Linked DNA regions of Homo sapiens: region 2 is linked to region 1. Evidence: chromatin loops called from intact Hi-C (ENCODE). Cell type or tissue: ovary. All regions are shown on one strand. Region 1 overlaps GATAD2A (GATA zinc finger domain containing 2A). Region 2 overlaps GATAD2A (GATA zinc finger domain containing 2A).

Evidence for each region. Hi-C counts contacts between places; a loop is a spot of excess contacts. Peaks named below come from ENCODE experiments on the same cell type or tissue, not always from the same donor. Only the 100,000 strongest peaks of a DNase experiment are listed, where the experiment ranks them.
Region 2: it touches region 1 in a loop (2.0-fold over the local background); 14 of 110 quality-filtered maps call a loop at or near these places.

The regions. Positions count from the first base shown.
Region 1 is chr19:19,487,282-19,495,281 of GRCh38, reverse strand. It overlaps GATAD2A (GATA zinc finger domain containing 2A), which reads right to left. Exons shown (of 12, transcript NM_001384528.1): 3 at 2,844-2,976; 4 at 2,570-2,701; 5 at 899-988. Among named protein-coding and RNA genes, the nearest start is that of TSSK6, 24 kb to the left of the region's middle. RefSeq lists enhancers at 2,472-3,671, 4,588-4,882, 4,732-4,981, 5,740-6,019, 5,539-6,322 and 2 more. In ovary, a CTCF peak has its summit at 4,721 (motif pointing right); DNase peaks (open chromatin) are centred at 4,731 and 5,883; H3K27ac peaks cover 3,011 bases.
Region 2 is chr19:19,421,966-19,429,965 of GRCh38, reverse strand. The region is part of intron 1 of GATAD2A (GATA zinc finger domain containing 2A); the gene reads right to left. Among named protein-coding and RNA genes, the nearest start is that of MIR640, 9.1 kb to the left of the region's middle. RefSeq lists an enhancer at 1,391-1,894. In ovary, no CTCF peak of the experiment used is centred here; no DNase peak of the experiment used is centred here.

The DNA.
Region 1 (8,000 bases):
TGGCTCACGCCTGTAATTCCAACACATTGGGAGGCCAAGGCGGGTGGATATCTTGAGCCCAGGGGTTTGAGAACAGCCTGGGTAACAGTGAAACCTCATCTCTACAAAAAATGGAAAAATTACCCAGGCATGGTGGTGTGTGCCTGTAATCCTGGCTACTTGGGAGGCTGAGGCAGGAGGATGGCTTAAGCCTAGAAGGCAGAGGCTACAGTCAGCTGAGATCGTGCCACTGCACTCCAGCCTGGGTAACAGAGCAAGACCCTGTCTCAAACAAACTAACAAGGCAAACGTATAACACAAAATTAAGAAAGATGACTACTGATTCTAGATACTGGAACAAGGAATAGTGACTCCACCCAGAGCCGTGCAAACCTGGGCTCACTCCTGAGTGAGTCCCACCAACGTGGCAGTTCATTCTCACGTGACACTGGCCGGCCCACGGCAGGATGGGCATGGTCACCCCCTAGAGCAAGCTGAGGGCTCAGGCCTGTTTGAGAGGGAGGGGCAGGAGGGCCTCTTCTGACCTCAGCCATATGGCTGGGAGAAAACCTCTGCCCCTCACCTGGAGGCCCTGGAAGGAGGCTCTCTGGCCGGAAGAGTCAACACGAAGGGAGATCAGGCTTGCTAGGGGCGCTCACTGGAAAGCCCCCTTCCAGTGTTGGCCATGATTTCTGTCTGTGACATTAACAGTGGCCTACTTTGGGCCGTGGGGCTTGGAAAGTGCACGTGTGCTTCTTCCCCTAGGCTGTGGGCTGGAGGGCCTCACTCCAGCCTACTCAGAAGGAAAGCGCAACCTCTTGCAGAACCTGGGCCAGGGCTGTTTGGGAGCCCGAGGAGCCTGTGCTTGACAGCAGCAGTGCCAGCAGGGCACCCAGTGAGACGCAGAAAGGACACTGACCTGGAGTGATGGCTTGCCAGCAGGAATGTTCTGAGTGCCCCGAACAAGCGGGGGAGGGGTGGTCACGGTGCTCCCAACAGAACCTGTGGGCTGCAAGAGAGCAGGACACCAGGAGGTGAGGGGCCACCGGGCCGGTCCCTCTCCTCACACGGAGTTGCCAAGATTTAATGCTGCCGAAGAGGACTGACTGTCTTCCTCCTCTACGGCATCAGGCGCTCAGAGGTTCTGCTTGAAGGCTGAAAGTGACCCCATCTGCAGTGGGAAGTGACAATTTCTACATGGGCCTAGAAGAGATTTTCCAGCAGCCCCACCCCCTACTCTCAGCATCACTTCTTGGCTGCTCCCTGACACCCACGCAGTATCCTGGCACCCGCTGTGCCCTCTAGGGGACAGAATGGCTGATGGTGGCAGCACTGCTGAGGCAAAGGACCCATGGCCCAGACAGGGAGATCTCAATCTCAGTGAGAAAACGGTGACTCTGGGCACTTTTTAAAGCTGCATGTTCCAGTAGAGAAGGGCCAGTGACAGACTTGGTGTCCCTCCATGAGTTTTCGACAAGTGACAAAGAAATAGAAAAAAGAAACCAGCAGGCTCTTTCCAATCCACTTGCTAACTAGGTAGGTGTAAGGTGGGGGGCGGGGAGGGGGCGCGGGGGCAGTGGGGGCAGGGTTTCAAAAAACAAACCCCAAGCCAGAGCAGAGAGAGTCCTGTCCTTCCTTCAGCTCCTGCTGCCCAGAACACACTTACTTTCTGGGTCACTGAGGCAATGACTAAAGTACTTGGAAGGTCGGAGTTTCCCAGAACAGAGCACTCAAAAAGCCTAACAAAATAAACTTAACCTCGCTGCCCATTAAGCTGCATCTAGAAGCAGCGCAACAGCGAGCTTCGGGCTCCAGGGAAGAAGAAACAGAAGCAGGACCCTCCCGACAGTTGGGGCTGAGATCCACGGGAGCTCAGCACACTTGCAGCTGGGAGGGGACTGAGACGCACACAGCAGGAGGGATGATGGTAGAGACTGGGGCATCCCCTGCGCCCACAGTGCAGGCGGCCTTTCTGCACAGAGTGCTTCACCCAGAAACATGCTTCCAGCGGCACCAGACATCTGTGCTCCACTTCCTTGACACCTGTTGTCTAAGTGAGCTTTAGGGCGGGCACAGTGGCTCACGCCTGTAATCCCAGCACTTTGGGAGGCCCGTGTGGGCGGATCACGAGGTCAAGAGATCCAGACCATCCTGGCCAATGTGGTGAAACCCCGTCTCCACTAAAAACACAAAAATTAGCTGGGTGTGGTGGCACGCGCCTGTAGTCCCAGCTACTCGGGAGGCTGAGGCGGGAGAATCACCTGAACCCAGGAGGCAGAGGTTGCAGTGAGCCAAGGTTGCGTCAATGCACTCCAGCCTGGCGACAGAGTGAGATTCCATCTCAAAAAAAAAAAAAAAAAAGTGAGCTTTAGACCCTCAGAACCAGAATACTCTAGACTGAAATTCACTTTAACATCTTGTAAGCTGAATCCAAAATGCACACTGGAGTCCACAAATGCGGGAGTGGGACCTTGCCCTATACTCCCTCAAGGAAGCCCTTTCACCTTTCTGGCCGCTGACATTGATGAGGGGATCAAGGCAAGGCCAGGCGCTCCTGCTGGCCCAGGAAGGAGGGGAGACAGGCACGCACCTTCTGGGCGGTGGCTTCCTTTTGTATTTGACTCTGCCGCAACTTTTTCAACAACACGAGTTTTGCTTCTTCTAACCTCAATTCTTCCTTCAGCTGCTTGATCATCCTTTCTCGTTCTTCAGGACTGCTTTTCTGCAGGGGCGAGAGGAACAGGGTTGAGAGGGAGCGTCCTTGGTGAGGAGCAGAGGCCCTGCCATCACTAGCTCCACCTGAGGGTGTCATGAGTAGGAAGGGCACAGTGGGGCTCCGGCGGCAGCGCCAACACGTGGCTCACCATGAGGGCCTCGGTGCTAGTCTCCTTCAAGGCCACCGTGGTCAGCCCATTCACTCTCGGGCTCGAGGGCTGCTCGTTGTCGGAGAGCACAATCACGTCAGGTGAGGGGGGTCTCCTCTCGGACTTCATGTCACTGTGGGGTGGAGACAGTAGTGACCAGAGCGCCCTTGACAGCTGGACCCAGTGCCCACCCCTGTGGACACATGGCAGGGAGCTGAGACCTCCCCGTCTGTTCCCTGTCTGCCCTGCATCCTCCACATCCCCTGCCCTGCCCCATGGCTCCCAGGCTGCCTCCTTCTTCTTACCCACACGTCATAGGGCACCCAATCCCAGTGCCCAGGTGGGCACCCTGATGGTAGGGACTTCATGCCTGCCGCCATGTCGCCAGGGCTGAGGGTGCGTATGCCCCTGAGCATGACATGGTGACTTTGGAAAACATGGCTGCTCCCTCTACCGTGTGCCTCGGATCAGGTAAACACTCGGCTCGGGATCCTGGGGCCCTGCTCAGTGTTAGCCATTGTGGGGGCTTGAGCATGCTGGGTCTGATGGCATGTGTGTGCCTCGCCACCAGCCCGCAGCCCCTGGCCATGGTGGAAACCCCTTGAAGGGGAGCCCAGCTCCCTGCGTGAACCAGATTTTCTTCTCTCCACTCAGGCAGGCCAAAGCCCTCACACCTGGCAGCCAACCTGTCCCCAGAAGACCGAGGGGTGTATCCACAGGCTGCCAGCTTGCTCACAAGGTGGCACCAGGTGCTAGATGGCCCTTCTTGGGCCCCACATGGCGGCAGTGGCTGTCTGTTTTGAAACTGACTAGGACACAAGTTCTCTCAAAGACCAGAGACTCTTCACCTGCCTGATCTACTCATGGACTGGTTTCTGGCTGGCTGCCTCCAGCCCCACGTGGATGCCAAGGTCATTCTGCCTGTTACCCTGCTGCCCACTCCGTAAGTCCCAGCTCAAAACTGCAACATGAGACAGTTCTCATGATTCCAGCCCCCACACCTTTTTCTTTCTAATGAATTTGCCACGGTCTGGGGAGCTCACTTCCACCTGTGAACTTGACCTAAGGCCTGTTCCTCCCCTTTTCACCGTCGGCCCACGGCATCTCACTACCAGTTGGGAAGCACCAGGGGACAATCGGGGAAGTACTTGCAGGCTTTCCTCTTTTGTTATTTTGTCAAAGTATGGTCACAAACGTCTAAGAGTGTGGCTGATGAGCTGCTGTTATTCATCAGAACTGGGAAACAGTGAATATCCATTCTGTGCTAACTGCAGGCCAGGCTCCGAGACAAGTGCTCAAGGCACCCCAAGTCATTTGACCCAGGCAGGAACACACTAGTCTGATTTTCCCTTTCCTGTGAACGATCCTCTAGGATGTATGTGTACAGCTGACACTACTGAAGGCGCAAGGCTGAACACCTGCTGTGGTGTCGCTGACCCAACGCAAGTCCCAAAGATGGCACTTTGTCCCCAACCAAGCAGCTCCATTTGCTGACGGCACAAGGCAAACTGTCCCTGATGATCTGGGTTCATTGTATTCTCTTTCTTCTTTTTTGAGATGGAGTCTTGCTCTGTCGCCCAGGCTGGAGTGCCGTAGTGCAATCTCGGCTCACTGCAACCTCCACCTCCCCGGTTCAGGTGATTCTCCTGCCTCAGCCTCCTGAGTAGCTGGATTACAGGCATGCACCATCATGCCGGGCTAATTTTTTTTTTGTATTTTTGTACAGACAGGGTTTCACCATGCTGGCCAGGGTGGTCTTGAACTCCTGACCTCAGATGATCCGCCCGCCTCGGCCTCATTGTACATTCATCGAAGTGAATCAAGTCCATTTTTTTTGTCAGCAGGAAAACCAGCCAAGGACAGACACGTCCTCTAGGTGGCACTGTGACCCAGAGAACAAACTCGGACAAAGTTAACTGGTTGCCGCAGCTCAAAGTTGTCCTGGCTCTTGCTGTGCCAGGGTCTAGTTGATAATTAGACCCCGGCAGGGTTGAGGAGAGTCGCTAGGATGAAGAACCTGACTCTGCTCTAGCAGCCCTCGGGACCTCTGAGGTCCCCTCCACACCCATGAGCTGCGTCCTCAGGGAAGGGTAGACACAGAGCACCAGAGGTTAAGGCTTCACCAATGCTACCCTGGACTCGCCAGATGCTGGACTCAGGAACCGCTTTACTTGCTCTCCTCTGGTCCCTCCTAATTCCACCCACCACAGCTACGTGGTGGCTGTACCTGAACGCTGGTCCTAGCCCTGATGAAGCAGCTTCTCACCAGAGACCTGGGCGTGGACAGAAAGGTACGATTTCGAAGTATACAATCCCCCAGGCAAGGGGTTATCAGCCCACATTCTGAAGCCCAGAACCGGGTAGTTTGTTTCTAAAGTAACCCAGGACACCTCACTCAGGTCTTAGCAAACCGCCAGCATGTCTCTCCTTGCTGCCGGCCCCATGCCGCCCAAGATCGACTTTCAAGGTGACCTCAGGGCTCTAATTCCAGGTTCCCTGGACGTGTACACACACTGAGCACCTCAGAGGCAGGCAGTCCCAAGGCTTCAGCACAGAGGTGCAGCAGCTGGCCTCCACCCAGGTGGCCTCCAAAGTGAACAGGGGAGCAGGGGGCCAAGGCAGCATCTTGTATAGAGTTACAGACACAATTCCTGGGCTAGCATGAGCTGAAATGAAATGACAGCCAAGCTCTAAGGGACTTAACCCTTCTTATCATCTTATTGAGGGCGTGTGCTTCTTCCAGAGGTGAGATGTCTAATAAAATTCAAACCTGCCTGAAGGAAGAGGGTAGGCGAGGGGTCCAGACCACCTAGCAGCTGAAGCTGCCTGAGAGGGCTGCTCTGCCCACAGCGCTCCCTGGCCCCATCTTGGCCTGCGACTAATCAATAACTCATCCAAGAGATGATGTCACCACCCATCAATGATCACTCAGCATCCCAGCAGCCAGCAGGGAGTGAACTTCCTGTATGCTAATCAGGCCACCAAAAAGTCATGTGACAAAGGCATTTCCCTCCTTGGTCACATGACCCTTTAACTGTGCCTTCCAACGTGAAAACCATGGCAACGGCCAGTTCCAACCGGTTTGTGACACGCAGCCTTCATTTTGAGAAGGGAGGTAAAGGTTCAGGTACTGTCAGAAAATGGAGGCGCCAGGCTCACCCCAGGGCTGTGGAGCTGCAGGCACTTCCTGTGTGGCGCCAGCCCACAGGGGACTGTTGCTGCACCACAGGCTCCAGTCACCTCTACATACACCGCACACAGCAGGGTCACTGGCCCCTCTAAGTTTCTAAAATGAAAAACTTTGTTAAGCTCACTTTTTAAAGGAGAGAGGCTTTAAGAGTCTCAGTACTTTCTAAAAGAGATCTTTAATTCAGGAAAAAGAGCATGTGGCTCAAAATGATTGCAGGCATTATTTCAGGGAAATATTTAATTATAAAAACTGTCTAAAGTAAACAAAACCAGTGGAAATCTAGCCCAACATGCTGAGAGGGATGGCATCGTGGCCCAGGGACAGCGTCTGCCATTCACTCCACAGCAGCCGTCCCGGGCACCAAGTTTATTTGGAAGTGATGTGATAGTTCAGGACAAATCCCATAAGCCCGTCCTGCCCATCTTGAGAAGCCTTAATGTAAAACGTAGTGATCAAGAGATTTTATGTGACCTACAAAAATCCCTGGAAGCAGGCCAGGCTGTTATCAGCGTAAATGGTCTCACCCGCTCGCTGACACGCACCACCCCCACTCCCTGACCCGCTGGCACTGGCCCTGACCTCACAAGCACAGAAATTCTGTTACCTGCCAGGAACTTCCATAGAATTTCCTGGAGGAGAGGCCGGGATTATAAACTTAAATTGAGACACGATCCCACTTCCACAGCAAAAGGTTATGGCTTTCAGCTGCTCAGCAACCAGCGGCCAGTACGTGGTTAATATTTAGTGTCCCCTCAGCCAGTGCCGGGAAGGAGCTGTCCTTGGAGGCTGGGACCTTTGTGGTTCTCTGAACAGGCCTGCCTGGTATGCAGGAAAGACATACCCCTCTCCCTCATTCATTCATTCATTCATTCCTTACATCTGCTGAGAGCTCATTTAAAAAGCAGGTGCTATAGCAGGCAGTGGGGAGGAACCCCTGGATAAAAGGAATTTCTGTCCTTAGGGTTCAGTCTACCAGGATGGACAGACACAACAGGGGAGCGGCAGGTGGGGGCAAGGCTGTAGGTGGGCTTGGGGCTGGCCCCGTGAATGTCTGACCACCGCTGTCACCGCCATAGCAGCAGGGCAGCTTCTCCGGAACTTGTATAAATGAAGCGTGTCCTCCTTGCCCCAGACCTGCTTGATCAAAGTCTGTATTTCAGCAAGATCCCCCAAGTCTTGCACACACTAGGGAAGTTAGGGATGACCATGACCTGTAGCTCGTGAGGCCTCGGTACAAGAAATCCTCCTCCAGGCTGGCTTGGGGAGACAGGCAGGGCCCAGCAATGCCTTCTCCAGCCACAGAACCATTTCCCACTAGAACCTTTCCTCCTCACCTCTTTCAGGCCTAGCAGGGTGGGCTGCTGGCTGTGTGCAAGGGTGGGATGAGGGCTCTGCTAGAGCCAACACCAGCCCTGCCAGCTCACTTGTCCCTTGTGCAAACACTCATCTTGGGCTCACCAGGCCCTACCTGACATGAACCAAGCTGTTAACATCCCCCGCCCTCCTGGGGCCTGGCCCACAGACATGGCCCAGCATGGCCATGTTCTGCCTGCAGAACATCCCTCTTCAACATGCCTCAGGAAGCCTGCCCGGCCCTGTCCCCTTGCCTCGGGGTGAAGGTCATGGCAGAACTCGGGGTTCCACTCGGGGGAGTGCAGGTCTGAGCAGAAACCCCCCAGAGCTTCCCAAGAAGGGCTGGCTGGTGGGTCTGTGTTCCTTAGCCACCCCCAGCCCAGTGACTGGCCCACCCACCCTCGGCCCAGCAAGCCCATCTAAGTGCCTTTGGCTCCCTGCACGGCACCCCACCCCACCCCCCTATGAAGATGAGCCCTCCCTCCCCCTGCCTTGCAGGGTGACATGTCAGCACCTGTCTGACAAGCAGGTTCCTGCACCCTGAGCTGGGGGCCATCACGACCTCCTTCAGGTGGGTGTGGCACCGGCACAGCACCCAGGGACCTATGGCCCCA
Region 2 (8,000 bases), 65 kb after region 1:
GGGAGAGGCACATTGAGGAGGTGTTCAGGTCGGTCCCTGAGCAGTCCCCGCTCTCCCCAAGGCACAGAGCCCCATCAACCCTCTGTGGGGAAGAGTATGACTTGGCAGACTAGAGATGCGGAGAATCAGCCCCGGGAGGACCAAGACCCAATCGTGAGGTTGGCCACACAAGCCCATCCTTGGCAACCAGAGCTGGCACTGGAGGCCGGAGTTCCCACCTCTGCTCTCAAACTGAGCTTCCCATTAGGGTGACAGCCAGTACATGTTGTAGGCCCCTGGTCTGCCCCTGCCTGTCTCCTCCCTCAGCCATGGGAACCACAGCCTCCTTGAAGGAGGAGACAGGCAGGGGCAGGCCGGCAGCCTAAGGCATGTACTGGCTGTCTTCCACTTCCACCATCTTCTACTCCCCATAATAAACCAGACGGCCCTCCTTAATTTCCCAGGTCCACCCAGCGTCAGAGCACCTCACCACGGCCTTCAAGGCCCGGCCCACTTCAGCCGCAAGTGCGCTACGTGCATGTGAAGGAGCATACACGTTCCATGCTCCCGCTCCAACCACCTGGCCTCCTTTCAATTCCTCAGACCCAGCACGCCTGCCTACTCCCCGTGCCAGACCTTTGCACGCACCGTTCCCATGGCCAGGAGAGCCCCTCCTAGCTCCCACCCATCCTTTGGGTTCAAGCACCTGTTACTCAGGCAAGCTCTCCCCCCCAGCCCCTCACCATGGACCACGATGCTGGAACTTTTTGCTGAAACTTGCTACTTGAAATCGAGCATCCCACTTCCCAAAGGCTCCATGCTCCATGGACACAAGGCGCTTGCGCATCACCTCATCTAACACCCACGTGGGCACGGAGGAGGAGACTACAAAATGGGGACCTCCACGAGTTGTCAGGACCCAACCAAGAGGTTTCTACCACCGGCTGGAGGCAAAAAAAAAAAAAAAAACATACAAATGCTGTCTTTAATTAAAATAGTTAATCAGTGCCAGGAAGAAGCCACATGGAGATAGGCAAGACTACAGCCATGGGCACGGCACAGCCCCTGGGGTGAGTCCAGAGCTTCGGGGCGCGGCCAATGTCCCCCTCCTGCCCCACCCCTGGCATGCTATTTGGGGAGCTGTGGGGACCCTGTGTCTGAAGGGCTTCCCTCAGGCCACCACTGAGAATTGAGAGTTGCCCCAGTGTCAGTGGTGCCCACACTCTGCACTCCCCGTATCCTTTCTTATGGCAGAGGCTGTGTCCCACCCTAAAACCCCATTCACAGTTCTCATGCGGGTCCAGAGCCCTGCCCTCTGGTAAGCTCAGACTCCAGCACCACACCCCTCTCGCTCCCTGGCACTCCAGGCCTCCCTCCAAACCATCCCAAATGCTCACGAGCTTCCTCCTAGCACATTCTGCCCAGCCTGGCTCACCTGGCAGTTAAACAGTGGGCCCAATGCCCTCCCGGGGAGCCTGCCTGCCTGCGTGGAACCTACCTCAGGCCTCCAGACCATCCTGAGAACCCAGTGACAGGCCCTGGCACCAGGCAGCTTCTCAAACAGAAGCAACTACTTCTTTCTTTTATTATTATGATTAATGTTGTTCCTCAAAACATTGCTACCTCTATCTGGATGCTCCTCTTATTGTTTCCACCCAGGCTCCCAGCAGCTGCCTGGGCAGTGCATGCAGCAGTCCTAAACTGCCTATCGACCCCAGATCTTAAGTGCCCAGAAACCAAATGTCTACGTGCAGATGACACTGAGGCCTTAGGAAGTGTCTGAAACATTTAAGTGTTTAGTATTTCAGATGCCTGATGTATTGCAGTATTAAAGGACACCAGAAGAAAATGTCACAAGAACAAAAGAGGAAATGACTTCTCTAATACTGAGGATCTAGGAACTGGTCTCGAAATAAAAATAAAATAAAAATACCAACACACTGCTGTATTAAAGGAAACTCACTGACAAACAGATATAGGAAAATAAAAAATACCTTCGAGGCTGGGTACGGTGGCTCACACCTGTAGTCCCAGCACTTTGAGAGGCTGAGGCAGGTGGATCATGAGGTCAGGAGATCGAGTCCATCCTGGCCAACATGGTAAAACCCTAAAAATACTAAAAATGTCCCTATTAAAAATACAAAAATTAGCTGGGTGTGGTGACGCACGCCTGTAGTCGCAGCTACTCAGCAGGCTGAGGCAGGAGAATCGCTTGAACCTGGGAGGCGGAGGCTGCAGTGAGCCAAGATCATACCACTGCACTCCAGCCTGGCGACAGAATAAGACTCCATCTAAAAAGAAAAAAAGAAAGAAAGAAAGAAATACCTTCAATCCCCAAGCAATGCACGGGAACAGAGACCTCAGATGTTCCTGGACACTGTTTCTCCCTAAATCCCCTAAAGATTGCAGGGGTCCTAGGATGACCCCACCTGTCCAGGGACTGAAGAAAACCCATAGAATATCCGCACTCTAACATTGTGATCCCAAGATGATGTCATTAAGAGCCTTCTAGAACCACGTGCATTTTTTTAACCCCACCCCCACCCCCAGTACTTAGCACAAGCTAGGAAATGAGTGTGTGTGCCTTTGTCCCTTTGTCCCCAAGCTAATTCTGAGAGGACAGAATACATGTTGTCATAAAGGTATAGAATATTTCTGAATTCAGAAAGGTTCATTTTTTTATTGTGGTAAAACGTACACAAAATTTACATCTTAACCATTTTGAGTTCACAGTTCAGTGGCATTAGGTGCAGTCACACTGTTGTGCAACCATCATCCATCCATCTCCAGAACTTACCATCTTCCCCAGCTGAAACTCTATCCCCATTAAATACTCACTCTCATCTCTCTGCCCCCAACCCCTGGCAACCCCCCTTCTTCCTTCTGTCTTTAAGAATTTGAGAGTCTAGGAACCTCATATAGGTGCAATCATAAGTGTGTCTTTTTGAGCCTGACTTCTCTTACTCAGCATAATGTCCTCAAGGCAGAGCCACACACATCACATGCCAAAGCGTGTACAGAAAAAAAGCACATGAGCCTGGTATACCCATGGTGCCAAACAAAGCATGGTTCTGAAACTCTGCTCCCCAGCTCAGCCATGCCACTGACATGCTTCACTACCAACTAGTCCTTCCCTCCGCTTCTCAAATAAGCCGCATAAAGAAAGCACTGGAGGCCGGGGGCAGTGGCTCACGCCTGTAATCCCAGCACTTTGGGAGGTTGAGGCGGGTGGATCGCTTGCGGCCAGAAGTTCGAGACCTGCCTGTGCAACATGGTGAAACCCCATCTCCATTAAAAATACAAAAAAAATTTGCCAGGGGTAGGGGTGTGTGCCTGTAGTCTCAGCTACTCGGGAGGCTGAGGCACAAGAATCACTGGAACCCAGGAGGCGGAGGCTGCAGTGAGCCAAGATCGCATCTCTGTATTCCAGCCTGGGCAAAAGAGCAAGATTCTATCTCAAAAAAATAAAAATTAAATTAAAAAGCACTGGAAACACATGGAATGGTGAGGTAACAGCAGCGGCCACACATTATGTCATAGATGGACAAGTCTGCCGGCCTGATCCCAGCTCTTAGCTGCAGAAGAACAGTACCTCCCGGGGACTCTAGCCTTGTCTCACAGCCATAAGCCAAGGAATGCTTGTTGTGTGAATGGAGATGACTAGCTCATCTTGGGTACAAACTTCTCCTCTAAGTTTGTGGAATAGAAGCCAGAGACATCCCAAATACACTTCCTGGAGCACCCAAGCTAGACACACGAAGACTTATATGGACCCACGGCTGGGTATGAGCCCTGAGCTCCCATCACATCTAACTCTAGACAAGGGAAACTCCAGACAACCCACCCATAGTGCCCCTACTAATTAACATCATTAAAAAGAAAACCACTATGTCTGCAGGGGCCAGGTGCAGTGGTTCATGCCTGTAATCCCAGCACTTTGGGAGGCCGAGGTGGATGGATTGCGTGAGCTTACAAGTTCGAGACCAGCCTGGACAACATAGCAAAACACCATCCCTACAAAAAATACAAAAATTAGCCAGGCGTGGCGGAGCACCTGTAGTCCCAGCTACGCTAGAGGCTGACATGGGAAGATGCCTTAAGCCCAGGAGGTGGAGGATGCAGTGAGCAGACACTGAGCCACTGCAGTCCAGCCTGGGCGACAGAGCCAGACCTTGTCTAAAAAAAAAAAAAGAAAAGAAAAGAAAAAGAAAACCACTATGTCCCCTGTCAAGTTCTGAGCTCCAAGCCTGCCTATAATCCCTTGGGCCCATGGGAGTTGCTGCACTGGGGAGCTGTCTGCCAGGCCGGTGTGTGGCTGAGTCCACAGATGCTGGGTGAAAAACAAAATGCCCAGTGACCCCGCCTGAGGTACCCAACTGGAACAAGAGAGCGGGCATTTCTTTGCCAATCATTTCAGATTGGAAATGTGCAAAGCATGCTAATTATGGCTTGGTCAAGTGCTCCTGAATAGAGTAAGGGGAAAGGGGGTAAACAACTATCTGGTGCTCCCACCTCATTCACCTCTAAACAGGCCATCTCCTTTGCACATGCACCTGTGTGACCTGTGACCACAAAGCACAGAGTCCTCTTGGGATGACTCTAATAAAGGGGAGGGGAGGGAACAGCCGAATGGCCAGGACCAGTCAAAATAAAAAAATTTGGGAGGATCCCAAAAGGCTCCATCTGGCAGAAGACACTGCCTCCATCATAGGAGAATGCACACAGAAGGTTCTAATGACAGCCAGCCTTGTCCCCAACAAATTGCCACCCAAATAGCCTCCCCACACTGCAATATTTCAACTAATTGTATTACCTTTACGGTCAGTGGCTGGGTTTTGTTCACTTAATGCCAAGAAATAAAACCTCCAGTTATTCTATTCTTATGGCAAGTTTTCTCAAGTTTGGGTTTTTTTTTTTTTTTTATTGTTGCACAGGCTAGTCTTGAACTCTTGGCCTCAAGCAATCCTCCTACTTTGGCCTCCAAAAGGGCTGGGATTATAGGTGTCAATGACTGCACCACACCTTTTTTATTTTTTGTAGAGATGGGATCTCACTATGTTGCCCAGGATGGTCTCAAACTCCTAGCTTCAAGTAATCATCCTGCCTCAGCCTCCCAAAGTGCTGGGATTACAGGCACAAGCCACCACACCCAGCTCAAGTTTGTTTTTCAAGCAGGAACAACACCTAACCTGTCATATGGGCAACCTCCTGGAAAGGTGAGGATGCTTCCTTCACCAATGCACAGCACAGTCGCTGCCTCTGAGGCCCCAGACCCCAACCACAGGTGTGTCACATGGTCAAAAGTAAAGCGCCAGGCCAGGCATGATGGCTCATGCCTGTAATCCCAGCATTTTGGGAGGCCGAGGCAGGAGGATCACTTGAGGCCAGGAGTTCGAGACCAGCCTGAGCAACAGAGAGAGACCCCCATCTCTACAAAAAATTTAAAAACTCAGTGGAGGTCAGGCGCAGTGTCTCACACCTGTAATCCCAGCGCTTTGGGAGGCTGAGGGGGGCAGACCTCTTGATCTCAGGAGTTCAAGACCAGCCTGGGCAAAATAGCAAAACTCCGTCTTTACAAAAAATACAAAAATTAGCTGGGCATGCTGGCTCATGCCTATGGTCACAGCTACTCAGGACGCTGAAGCAGGAGAATCACTTGAGCCTGGGAGGTGGAGGATACAGTGAGCCAATATCACGCCACTGCACTCTAGCCTGGACGACAGAGCAAGACCCTGTATCAAAAACAACAACAAAAACTTACAAAGCCACATGCAGTGGCTCATGCCTGTAATCCCAGCCCTTTGGGACGCTGAGGTGGGAGGATCACTTGAGCCCAAGAGTTTAAGACCAGCCCTAGAAAACAGTGAGACCCTGTTTCTATAAAAAATTTAAAAACTAGCTGGGTGTGGTGGTGCATACCTGTAGTCCCAAGTTACTCGGGAGGCTGAGGTGGAAGGATCACTTGAGCCCTGGAGTTTAAATGTTACAGTGACCCATGATCATGCAACTACACTCCAGCCAGGATGACAGAGCAAGACACTGTTTCTTAAAAGAAAAGAACATAAAGGTAGTTTCTAGGATACCATAGGGTCCACCTAGATCCGAATCCAGAGTGGCTGGGGAACAACTGGCCAAGCAGCAAGGTCAGTGCTGTCCACCCACAACCTTCCAGACACCTCCAAGTCCAGTTTAGGGCAAGTGGGAGGGCCTGGCAGACCTCAAGCCCCCACACTTCGCATTCATTCTGCCCACGCCATCCCCAACCCCCTCTACAACAAAGAATTCTAGAAATCCACCAAGCTTCCTTTGCTAAGAGGCAGAATTCAATTTCTCTGACCATCAGCTGCCAAATCAAACAGTCAATTCGGTAAATTCTCAGACTTGGCTGGAACCATCCACTAACCACGCCATGGCACCAATGGCCCTGGCTAAGGCCACGTGGTCAGCTCAGGGGGGCATTCAGCCCAGGATTCTCAGGGCCTTGCCCAAGAACCAGGCCAACAAGCTGGTTCTTAGTCCCAGAAGCTTCATCACTGCGGCAAACTGATGACGCACCACAGCCATCACAAAAATCATGTGATGACTGAAATGCTGCAAAGTATAAATGAAGAAACTATAACAATGGCAAAATCTATCAGCAAATCTCAGCCGCCACCGCATACGCCAATTAAGAGAGAAATAGGCCAAGTGTGGTGGCTCATGCCTGTAACCTCAGCACTTTGGGAGACAGACAGGAGGACTGCTTTGAGCCCAGGCGTTTGAGACCAGCCTAGGCAATACAATGGGACTCTGTCTCTACAAAATATTTTCAAATTAGCTGGGAGTGGTGGTGCGCACCTGCAATCCCAGCCACTCGGGAGGTTGAGGTGGGAAGATCACTTGAGTCCAGGAAGTCAAGGCTCCAGTGAGCCATTTTTGTGCCACTGCACGCCAGCCTGGATGACAGAACGAAATCCTAACTCAAAAACAAACAAAAGGCCGGGCGCAGTGGCTCACGCCTGTAATCCCAGCACTTCAGGAGGCCGAGGCGGGCAGATCATGAGTTCAGGAGATCGAGACCATCCTGGCTAAAACGGTGAAACCCTGTCTCTACTAAAAATACAAAAAATTAGCCGGGCGTGGTGGTGGGCGCCTGTAGTCCCAGCTACTTGGGAGGCTGAGGCAGAAGAGTGGCATGAACCCGGGAGGCGGAGCTTGCAGTGAGCCAAGATCGCGTCACTGCACTCCAGCCTGGGTGACAGAGCCAGACTCCATCTCAAAAAAAAAAAAACAACAAAAACAAAAAGAATAGAGAAATGCAAGGCTGTACACATACTCCACACCTCCTTGACAATGTATAGTATCAGACAATAAAAGTATGATTGGAAGATGCAAGAAGAGCAAGGGCTCCTCAGAGTGTTTCACAGAACTGTCAACTGTCCTCACCACTATCCCCAGCCCTTACAGGATAAACTGAGGCCAAGATGGAGGAAGCAATGCCTCCCTGAAGTCTTAGATGTCACAGAAGGGACACCGAGGCTTGGGGAAAGCAGGTGCCAGGTGGACGTGGGGCTCTGCCAGCTAGGAGGAGTTCTGCTTGTGTGGCCCAACAGCCAGCTTCCAGGGAGCAAGCAGAGAGAAAAACTGTGCTGGTGGGGGCTGGCACCTGGGGAACCCTGCTCCAAGAGGAGCCAGATAGCAAAGGCCAAACCGCCTGCCTCCTGCGGTGGGAAGCAAGCAATCCCAGAGCCTTGAAATATGCTTGCTGTTTCTGCCTCAAATGGCGTTTTCCTTGCTGGGAAGAGGCTTCAGTATGAAAATGCTGATATGTTATAAAGAACAATGTAAATTTCACTAGAATCACTGCCTAAAAATAAGAAGGTCTGGCTGGGTGCAGTGGCTCACGCCTGTAATCCCAGCACTTTGGGAGGCCAAGGAGGACAGATCACCTGAAGTTAGGAGTTCGAAATCAGCCTAGCCAACATGGTGAAACCCTAGTCTTTACCAAAAATACAAAAATTAGCTGGGCATGGTGGTGGGAG